Linked DNA regions of Mus musculus: region 2 is linked to region 1. Evidence: chromatin loops called from intact Hi-C (ENCODE). Cell type or tissue: left cerebral cortex. All regions are shown on one strand. Links, peaks and the distances in the headings refer to the core of each region. The heading gives the core; the rest is flanking DNA.

Region 1 (5,660 bases), core at 405-5,404:
GTGGAGTTTGTGCGTGTGATATCTCTAAGATGTGCTAGAAACCTAGGACAATGGAGAATCCCAGAAATCTAGGAGGGTGACCTTAGTTACTAGTCCTCGTAATCAAATATGGAACCTGAAACAGTCATCTCCTGTAACAAGAAAAGACTTCCAGGAGAGATTGGGATACCAACCCAGCCAGAAAACCTTTGACCCACAATTTGTCTTGCTACAAGATGTGCAAGGGTAAAGGTGGAGCAGAAATTGAGGAAATTGTCTACCAATGACTGGCTCAGCTTAAGACCCATGCCGTGAGAGAGCCCACCTCTGATACTATTAATGATATTCTGTTTTACTTGCAGACAGGTACCAAGCATAACTGTCCTCTGAGAGGTTTCACCGAACAACTGATGGAAACAGATGAAGAAACCTATAGCCAAACATTAAGTGGAGTCTGAGGAATCCTGTGGAAGTTGCAGGGAGGACTGAAGTAGACAGAGAGGTCAAGGACACTGCATGAAGACATAGAGAATCAACTAACCTGGGCCCACAGAAACGGATCTGCCAAACAGAGAGCATGCATGGTACAGTTCTAGGCCCTCTACACATACGTAACAGTTTTGCAGCCCAGTCTTATATGGGACTTCTAACAGCAGGAGCAGGGACTGTCTCTGAATCTATTTTCTGCCTTCAGGTTCCTTCCCCTATCTGGGCTGCCTTGTCTAGCCACTATAGGAGAAGATGTGTCTAGTCCTATTGCAAGGCCTCCCCTTTTTTGAGGAGAAAGAGAAGACAGGAGGATGGGAGGAGGATAGGTGAGAAGGAAGGACTGGGAGAAGAGGAGGGAGGAAAGGGAAGCTATAAAGTAAATAAAAGGTATAAAGTAAATAAATTAATTAATAAAGAAAGAAAAAAAAGGAGAAGTCCTGGGTCTCCACCGCATTTCGTGATCCATTCTGGGATATGGTGAAAAAAATTCCAGATCATCTCTATATGAACAGGTAACTTTCTGGAGCAACTCATCTATGTTCTGTCACCCAGCTACACATCCAAAAATGACCCATCTCACCTCTTCTCTGTGTATGGTGGTGGACTTTGTTCAAGGGACCAAAAGAAAAGTTTTTGAGTCTATGTCTATGTAATAGTAATTTATGTTTGTATGACCACACAACTATACCTGGTGGTCCATTAAGGTCCATCAAGGAAACATGGAGAATGGGAGCCCACTTCAAAGCTAGGACTAGAGTTGATTGTTCTTGAACTGAACCTCAATGAATAAAAAAGAGAAAACAGGTTGGATGGAAGGTGAAGAAGAGGTGAGGAGATTGGATGCCTGTGAACCCCTCCAGTGGGTGAGAGTTTGAGGAGGAGGAGAATTTTGCCAAACCATGTGTCAGAGACTGTGGGCATTACAACAGTGTTTTCATACCCTCTATGGGAAACAGAAAGACTTTGAACATAGAGACCCACTTAGCTTTGCATTTTAGTACATTGTCTATTAGGAGGATGGCGCAGTATGGAGAGGTCAATAGGAAGTGGGCATCAAAGCCATTTTAGATGTTGTGGCTTAGACTGGCTTGGTGCAGCGTAGGGGCCTGGAGGGAAAGATTTTTTGTATAACTGGGAAGTGGCTATGAAGTGGTCATGGGTCTTGCAGGAAGGAGCCAATGTGGCTTCCACTGCTTTGAACTTTGGCCACTGCAGGTTCCCTGATGAGGTTTTTTGCTGAGGCAGAAAACAAAGAAGCAAAAATAGGTGTATGGGGCAGAGGGCAGACAGGTGAGTTAAGTGCTATGTGCCGAGTCAGCAGAAGATCGGGGGGCGGGGGGGGGGTGGCGCTAGCTGAGTGTATAGCTGTCAGTAGAAGCTCTAGCTAAAACATTGAAAAATTTGGGTATGGACTGTGCATAGTGAACAGATCAAGAAGAGAGTAAGGGGTGAGTTCAGGTGTGACCAGCAGCAAAGAGTATAGCAAGGTGCAAGCCAACATGACCCTGGTCTTGGTAGTAAGATAACAGCTGGTTCCAGATCTGGGGGATTTGGGCACTCAGAAGATAGACTGTAATGCACTTGGTTGAGGGGCAAGTAGGAAGGCATGGAGAGAGAGAGAGAGAGAGAGAGAGAGAGAGAGAGAGAGAGAGAACAACTTTTCAGTCAGTGAGACTAAGAAAGCAGGTGGTGAAAGGAGTCACAAATAGGAGGAATCATTCCAAAGGGAAACCTACAATTCTGTTTGTAATCTGAGGGAAACTACTGAAAGTGTTGAGTCTAGCATGCCTGGGCTCCCTGGGACTTTAAGAGTCCTCTTGATGGCAATCTGTATAGAAGTTCTAGAACAGCAGACAAAGCAATCTTCTGGTCTGTGGGGACACTATGCAAACCCCTCTGCTGCTAGCAAGGCCTCAGCATCTGCTGCAGCCCCTTGTTCTGTGAAAGAAGGCCTCACAGCCAGAGGATCGCTCTGAACACCAAACCTGAACCTCCTCCTGCTCTCAAGGCTTCAGCCTGAGTCTGCCAGCAGCAAGCTTCCCTTGGGTTCCTTTACCAACAGGTCTCTTTATGGCAGAAGAGACAAGGGTAAAGTTGGATGGAACAGGAGACGTGCCTAGCACCAGGATAGCTGAAGTACAGGCCTTCAGACCTTGCTTCTGTGTCAGGTGGAAGGAAGGCAGCGTTCTTTGGCAAGGCCCGTGGCCTGGCTGCCACCTAGTGTTCAGCTCTGTGTATAACAAGAAAATCTCTCACTGCCACTGTGGAGGATGCCAAGAAAGCCTTCAAAGCAGCAGAAACTTTAGCTCACCTGGCTGGACTAAGGAGAAAATGCATTTCATGTGGTGAAGACAGAGCAAAGCTACAAGTTATCTTGAGCCCAGAGGCCAATAATTTGATCATCACTCAGCACAGTTGTTTTTTGTTTTTTTGTTTTTTAACACAGTCTTACTCTATTTGCCTAGTTAGTATTGCTTTTCCCATTTTATAGATATGGCTTATTCTTGGAAAGTTCAAACGAATTGGCTAAGTCATTTACTTGTTAAATACAAGAGTTAGAACCTGGAGAGGAGTCTTTAGGTTTGGGACTGAGCAATCAAAGTCTAAGGCAGAAGTAGGCATGAAGCCTGGAGGATTGAGACCAAGGCCTGGCTGTCCTTAAGGTCTAGCAAGGGTAAGAGATGGGACACCCTGTATGCATCTGTGCAGTATTTCTGGGCTTGCATGGAGCCTTGCCAGGGACACAGGCTCCCGCATGTCCTGCATTGAGCCTAGTCAGAGTTGACACCAGATCTCAGCTGTGATAGGAAGAGGATCTGAGGATGGTTAGCAAGGTGTTCGGCGAACATTGGAAAGAAGAACTCAAAATCAGTCATGCACTGGAGAGTAGATGGACCCTAGGAGCAGGCAATGTTGGGAGAACCCAGGTCTGGTCATCTCTGTTGGATTTCAGGGAGGCAGGAGAAGAGAGCAGCCTTTTCCTCACACCCAACTTTGCAGGGAGACCGTGGCCTCTTGACGTTTGGGTCGGGAAGAGTAGATACAGCTGCCTTCTGCTCCAGGCTCACAGCTGAGACACACAACTGTTTCTTCCTACCTGCCTGACTATATAGTGAATTAGATCCCATTGATGATCAAGAAATCACAGTTGTTATATGTCTTCATCTTTGGTGCATCCACTCAGTTCGTTTTAAAACATTATTTTTTTTAAATGTCTGCTTGCATGAATAAGACAGAGCCACTATAGGAAAGTCAGGGAAATATAATGAGAATAATATGAATTACATTGCACTTCCAATGAACTAAAATGAAGCAGCTGTATATTATTCCTAGTGATCAGTAAGATACCCCTGCTTCTTTTTCCAGCCAGTAAAGGTTCATGGTGCTTTGGTGTCTTCCATACAGTGGGTGTTCAACCCTTACGTGTTGGGTGCCTGGTTGTGGACAGGTGCTTGGTGAGCTCAGAAGTTTCCTGTAAACATTAGAAAATGCTGTGTATTGGAGGTGGCTGCTGCTACGTGGAAGAATAGCTGGGACACTGCCAGATTCCACATCACTTGTTTTTCCCAAGTCAGCTACTGGCTCCCTGCCGGGACAACATGCTGAGCCTTGCAGGGTCACCTGAGTGTGAATAAGTTCTGGAAGCGCCAGTCTCACAGCAGTTAGCTGTTGAGGACCTACTGGGTGCCAAGCCCCTTGAGAGCTCTTGGGGGGGGGGTCCAAATATTCAGGTTACTGGTCACAGGATCTACAAACCACCCGGAATGCAGCTTGCCATAGGTGGCAATCGAGTCAGATGTAAAGTACAGCAGAGATGGTTTGGGGAGTCGGCCACTCTAGAGAAGCTTCATAGAAAATGTGGCATGAGAGCACAGAGTGTAATAGGTGTGGGGGTGGCTGGGAGGGGTGTGTTCAGGATCAGCTGGAGCGAGAGTCTGTTTTGAGAAAGAAAATTGAAAAAGTTGGAGCCATGACCTGGCAGCATGAAGGATTAAAATGTGTTTAACCAGAAACATAAGGAGTCTTCTATTGCTCACATTTTCAAATCTGAAAGTGGTGTCAGCCACCTCAAGGCCCACTGTGAGCAGTGAGCTGCCCTGGCAGCATGGAATCCTCCCTCCTCCATGCTTAGTTTGGATTTGTCTGGCAAGATTCAGGTGTGTTTGATTGGGCTGTCCAGGCCCAGTTCCAGCTTGCCTTCTTCCAAACCGCTGGGATTCTCAAGTCAGATGAGGCTGTTTTCACAAGTCCCAAACCTTCCTGCTGTGATAGCCCATCACCTTTTCGAGGCCTGTTGTCTCCACTAGACTCTGTGCTTTGCAAAGGCAATAGATGTTGGGCTTTTCCCTGGATTCCTAACACCTCACTCAGAGCACAAATTCATTAGAGGTTCAATTTCCTCTTTCAAAATATCACAGTCTCTGTGTCAGTGCAGGTCAATTACTCCATTTGAGACCCACTCTAGGGATGACCCTAAGCAGTGATGATCTGATGTAAGTAAGAAGATCTGGCGTGGGGTGAGTTCTCAGCAACTTCAATAAGCACTTGATGAGGGTCACGTTCCAGGCTTGGGTAATGAAATCTCACCACTCGACAGAAACTGGTTTTTATTGGCAACTTGACAAGTCAAACTACACAGCCTTTCCCACTCCACCTACAGCACCGGTAAGTGACAGATTTAGGTGGTAAATGCTTGGAGTGCCTTGAAGATTTTGTTTTAGCCAATCAGCAGAGTGCTGCTATGACATGGGTGTGCCTTGATGACAAATGGTGGCCTGATTATTGAGGTCTATTGTTCCTAAGATAGGTTTTGGGAGGCCACCCAGTGACTGAACCAGATTTAGAACTGCCTGCAGGGACTGGGAAGCAACGAGAAGCACGTCTTCTGGGTATCAATTCTGTTGCATCATTGGCCTCATTTAAGAACCTGGAACTTAGCCTTTGATATTAATAGTCCCCCTGAAGGCTCAGATTATTTTGACCCCCTAATTCTTGTAAAGGGGTATCCAAAGAAGGGGAGATGGGTGAGTGGATAAACAGAGAGATGAGACTGATGGATGGTAAGTCATCAAGTTCATGACAGATAAGTGATAGAATGCAGGGAGGGAGAGAAGGAAGGATGGATGGATGGATGGATGGATGGATGGATGGTGGAATACAGGAATGGAGGAACACAGAATCAAGCTATACCC
Region 2 (5,660 bases), core at 252-5,251, 180 kb before region 1:
GATTTCTCTTTCATCAAATTATACTGCACTCATAACTAAAAAAAATAAGTAGACATATAAAAGTTCATCATCTTTGATATTAGTTAGGCATTATCCTGTATTCCTTTCCCCATCAACTTTTAGAGTCTACTAGCAAGTCCTATTTATTATCTTTCACCTCAAATATCCCCAGTTTCTTTTTTTTTAAAGATTTATTTATTATTATATTTAACTACACTGTAGCTGTCTTCAGATGCACCAGAAGAGGGTGTCAGATCTCATTACGGATGGTTGTGAGCCACCATGTGGTTGCTGGGATTTGAACTCAGGACCTTCAGAAGAGCAGTCGGTGCTCTTAATCACTGAGCCATCTCTCCAGCCCCTCCACCCCCAGTTTCTTTCAAGTCCATTAGTCCTTGTCATTATCATCCAAGATACACCATGACAAAGTTTTTCTTTTTTCTTTTTTTTAAAGATTTATTTATTTTTATATATACGAGTATACTGTGGCTGTCTTCCGATACACCAGAGGAAGGCATCCGATCCAATTACAGATAGTTGTGAGCCACCTTGTGGTTGCCTGGAATTGAACTCAGAGTGTCTGGAAGAGCAGTCAGTTTTCTTAACCTTGGAGACATCTCTGCAGCCTGACAAAGTCTTCTTTACTCTTTCTTTTTCATTTCAAAATCTACTGTATATAAATAACATCAGCCTGAAGTTTTAAAATGTAAATTAGAGCAGTGGCTCTTTTTTATAACACACTTCCCATTTCTCCATTTTCTATTTGTCTTTGAGATTTGATATCCATTTACTTTGATTTCATTTTGTACCTCTCCTCTTTCTCACTAGACTGTACAAATTGACCTTTCAGCTCAGAATTATGTAGTGTCTTTTCTGTTCCTGTTTGTTATTTCCTCAGGACCTTATGCTCTTACTTTCTTTTTTTATTCATCTTGCTCTACATAGATGACTTTGCTTTGAGGTCTACATTACGTTCAAATGCTGCCTTCTACATTATTTCCTACTTAGACAGTTTGACACATTTATTTTTTTAAGTACTTTATTTTCATCTGAAATTAATTTAGCATCATCTCACTAAAAACTATGTAAGCTCTGTGGGAGCAGGGATTTTTGTCTGCTAAATACTGTAATCTCAGAATTTAGATTAGGTCCTAATAGATACCTGTCAATATTTATTGCCTGAATGAACAAATAAATCTTTCAATCTTTGTAGTATCTTCCTAATTTTTCTTATAACAACTGTTCACATTTTATCTATGTGCTTAGCATATCATTCAAATCCATGTACACATTATACATATTATGTGTAATTATGGTTGTTATTTTTATGGGACAGTCTCAAATGTTAGTGAGTTTTTGGTTTTATTTTAGTTTTAAAAACTGTGTGTGTGTGTGTGTGTGTGTGTGTGTGTGAGAGAGAGAGAGAGAGAGAGAGAGAGAGAGAGAGAGAGAGAGAGAGTGCAAATGTGGGCCATGACATACATGTGGAGGTCAGAGGACAGCCTTGAGTGTCTATTCATGCCATGTACTTTAACACAGGGTCTCTTGTCATTCACCACTGTGTAAGCCAAGTTAGCTGTTTTTAACCATGGGTTCTTCTTTTGAAGAATGTTTTTTTTTAAGGAACTATTTTACATTAAATACTCTTTGAAGCATTTAAAAAACATGGACATAAGTCCATGGTTTTGCTTTAAAATCAGTATTAGCTTCTATTGCATTCTCCTTCTCTCTCCTGAGCCCTCCTTTTGTCTCCAGAGTTCTTGGGTTTTTTTTTCTTTCTTTCTAGTGATTCTATATATGTTGTTTAAAATTTATGATTTATCTGATGCTCTTCAGGAGACTCTTAGGATTCTGCTCTTACAATGGGCAGATTTCTAGGTCTTGTTCATTATTAGATTACTAAAATTTATCTGTTGATTATGTGATTTAGAATATATGAAGACTATAGGCTATAATAAAATAGTGGGAAAGTCTAGCAGTGATAAATGTTAAAGTATGAGTTTAGGAATAACAGTATGGGTAGAAAATGTGAAGTTTACTATCTCTGTCTTTATTATCTCTGTATATGAAAGATATTGTATATATGTGTATATGTGGTAATATATCATACATGAGGTAATATATAAAATGTAATGTAGTATACAAAAAAGTCTATGCAGGATTTTCACTTGATTTATAAAATATAATATCTGAACAAATTATCTAGTATTCTTGTCTCTTTCTTTTAAAAAAAGTTAATTGAATGATTTTACTTATTTGTATGTGTATGCCTGTGTGCTCATGCGTGTACATGCTGGTGTAGGCCAGAAGAGGGTGCTGGAGTTAAAGCTGAAGTTACAGGAGGTTGTGAACTCCCATTGTGGGTTTTGGGACATGAACATTTTGTGCCTGAGCAGCAAGCACTCTTAACTACCAAGGTGTCTTTCTAGCCCCTTTCTTTTTCTTTCCTTCATAGCAAAACCTTATATGGAATGTTGTGTTCATATTGTTGCCATTTTGCAGGAGAGTTGTATGCGATTGGAACAAAACATGAGAGCAAACATCAAGGATTGCAGAACATATACAGAGACAAAATTCAAGATGCATATCCCCAGGCTCCTGATACTTATGAAGAAACAAGCCTGCTCCCCACATATTTGAATGCACCATTGCTTATAGTTTAAAAGGGAAGCTAGCTATCTCACATTATTTGTTAAGGAATTGGAAGTAGGGACACACATGAACTGACAATGTAGAAAGACTAAGCCCCCATCAGAATTGCAGTTTTGACAGTGTGAAAAACAGCCTGTTACAAGGCAAATAAGCTGAGAAGACTGAAGTTTATTAATACGAGGTCTTGAATAGTGGATCCAGTGGCTCCCCTTGTGGAGAAAATATGATTGCAGAGCTAATGGTCATTACACAGAATCTTCAGGCTGCTAATTGTGTTTTATATTTATATCTATTGGCATTGTGGAGTTTGGGAAAGGATATTAAAGAGGTAGGTGATGACAATAATAGAAAATAAAAGGCATCCTGTTTGGGCACCAGGTATATCCAAGTGGCATAGTTCTTCCTAACATGTGCAAGGTTCTGGGTTGGACAAATCCACCTCTTTTTTTTTTTTTTAAACAATTCATACTAGATTGCACATGACACCATCCCATGTTCTTGGAGTCCTGTTGGTGAGGAAGAAAGCTTTGATACTTTATTCATATACATCCTTCTTACCTGTAACATAATCTAGAGTTTCTTGTGGACACATTAACTTCTCTGCATCGTTATCAGGAATTTCAAATACAAATTCATCTTCCATGGCCATAATAATCTCTACTTGGTTCAAATTGTTCAAGCCTATGTCCTTCATGAGAAGGAAAATTTACTGAAGGTTTTTCTGGGCCAATCTTGTCATCAAGTTTTAAGACGTACAGCACTTGGTCCTCAATTCTCTCTAATTTTAGAGGGTACTGCCAGTACAAATATGTGATCCTTCCAGGTACCTACAGGAGTACCAAGGCCAGCTGCAGCATCCCAGCCTCCTCTGGTTTCCCCCAGGGTCAGAGTGGTGCTGAGCATCAGGGCCAAAGTCAGTGTGGGAAGCTGGGGCAGAGGTGCAAAGACTGCAGCAGTCAGACACGGGTAGAAAGGACACAAACAATCATGGCTTCTGTGACCCAGGATGCATGCTCATATCCTTTTAGTCTTTTTGTTTTGAGATCTTTCTTGGCTTCCCAATATCCTATTTAAATATCATTCTCCTGTTTTATCATCTTTTTGAGTATGGTATTTAAAATATAACTTTTTTACTAATTTATTTTTTATTAATTAATTTCTCTGACACTTTCATGTATATAATGCATAGTGATTATTTGTTGGGAACAAAATAAAAGGGAGAGCCTGGGGGGGTGCCTGGGGGGAGCGGGGGAAGGGAAAAGAGGCCCACGCCCCACCAGAGTTTCCCTATTCTCTGGTCAGTCAGGCATGGGAGGGCTGCTACCTACCCTATCCACTTATCCCTGGGTGGGCATTCCTCTATCCCAATCTTCAGGGGGTGGCCAAGGGGCAGCCCTGCTTGGAACCCCACCCCACCCCCCACCCCGGAGCTACCTTGCTAAAGCCCCAGGGTTGCAAGAGAGAGGGAATAGGGGAAGAAGTTCCCAACACTGACCAGAGTGTTCAGCAGGCCTTGATGGAACAGAGATACTCTATGGTTTAAGAGCTTTATTATAGAAATGCAGGGGAAAGAGAAAGAAGGGAGAGAGAGAGAGAGAGAGAGAGAGAGAGAGAGAGAGGAGGAGAGGAGAAAAGGCAAAGAAAGGGAAGAGGAAAGAGAAGTGAGAGGTAAAGGAACAGAGGAGTAAGAGAGTGTGGTGGGGACTGAGCACCCCTTTTTATGGTCTTTACTGTTGCTAGGTAACTGGGGAGGAGTTTAGCCTGAAGGTCAGAAACTTGGGCCATTGCTTACATGACTGCTGACCATGCTTCTCTTGTGGGGGCTGTGGGAGGTGGTACTTTAGGCAGGGACCAGAGTTCCAGGAGCATGAGGGAACGCCTACCATGTCATGTAGGTGAATTATGACCATCGGGGTTCAGACCTCAGCTCAACTGGATACCAGCCTGTAATTCCCCATAATTATCATTACCCCTCTACTCCCTTTTAATCCTTTCTTATACCTGTCTACATTCTCTTTCTTGTGAATCTTTTTTAAATTCTTGTGGTTTGTTTGTTTTTTTGTTTGTTTTATTCTGTGAACTTGACCAGGGCAATGGGTTTGGAGCTACCCATTCGAGCCAAGTAGAGTCACCTGAGGAGTTACAAATGAAGAAAAATACTTCCTTTGTCCCAGAATCTATCAATAACAAATAGTTCAGGAGTAAGTGTATGACTGAATGAGCTCTTTGTTCATTTATGATTGATTGCTTACAGGGCTGGTCATGTAGAGACCTATAGTAAGTAGCCACAAGTGTGAGCTCATGAACATAATGACTGTGGTGTCTAGATGGCATTTTATAGCCCTTCTCTTATTCCTTAACTTCTTCCTGAACATCTGTTCTGCTGAGACTGTAAGGAGGGGTAGTTCTTCTTTAAGACTGGGCCCTCAATGACTTATCCCCAGCACAGTGGGGATACATATGTCTTTGTATTTATAATTGTTCACTTAGTCAGAGAGTGACTTCTCTAGTTAAGGATGAGAGTAGCATTTGTCTATGAGTATAAACACAGATATTTAGAATACAATTTGAAGGTATGACAATTTTAATAGTTATCCTTCGTGCCTATGAGCTCCCAGGCACGAGTTGTTGGTTGGGCCTCTGTGCCAGATGTAGATTTCTTCTGTGAAGTGGGTTTCAAATCTAAGCAGAGAGTGGTTGGTTTGCTCCCATAACAGTCATGCCACTATTGCAGCAGTGGGTACATCCTATCTGACAGTTCATAGGGTTCACAGCTGGATGAAACCACTGATGCCTTTTCTTCACCTGTTTCCTGCATTGCACTTATTGACCTGATTTTTCTGTATCTTGCAATTGAAACATGGTATCTTCAGCAATAAGGTCTTATCAACTAGTTATGATGGGTAAACATAAGCACTGATCAGAGCCTGCATTGTTTGGGAGGCTTTTGTAGCCTCCTTAACTATTAACTCTTACAGACATATCTGCAGTGAAGATTTGGTTTAAAA

Evidence for each region. A loop is a pair of places that touch in the nucleus more often than their neighbours do. Peaks named below come from ENCODE experiments on the same cell type or tissue, not always from the same donor. Only the 100,000 strongest peaks of a DNase experiment are listed, where the experiment ranks them.
Region 2: a loop joins it to region 1, with 9 times the contacts of the local background. A loop is called at or near these places in 11 of 42 quality-filtered maps.

The regions. Positions count from the first base shown.
Region 1 is chr3:93,127,657-93,133,316 of GRCm38, reverse strand. It overlaps Gm35785 (a long non-coding RNA gene), which reads left to right and starts at 5,072. Exons shown (of 4, transcript XR_375840.1): 1 at 5,072-5,133. In left cerebral cortex, for the core only: a CTCF peak has its summit at 2,693 (motif pointing left); a DNase peak (open chromatin) is centred at 2,678.
Region 2 is chr3:93,303,000-93,308,659 of GRCm38, reverse strand. No RefSeq gene overlaps it. Among named protein-coding and RNA genes, the nearest start is that of Hrnr, 14 kb to the left of the region's middle. In left cerebral cortex, for the core only: CTCF peaks have their summits at 559 (motif pointing left), 2,298 (motif pointing right) and 2,902; DNase peaks (open chromatin) are centred at 530 and 2,321.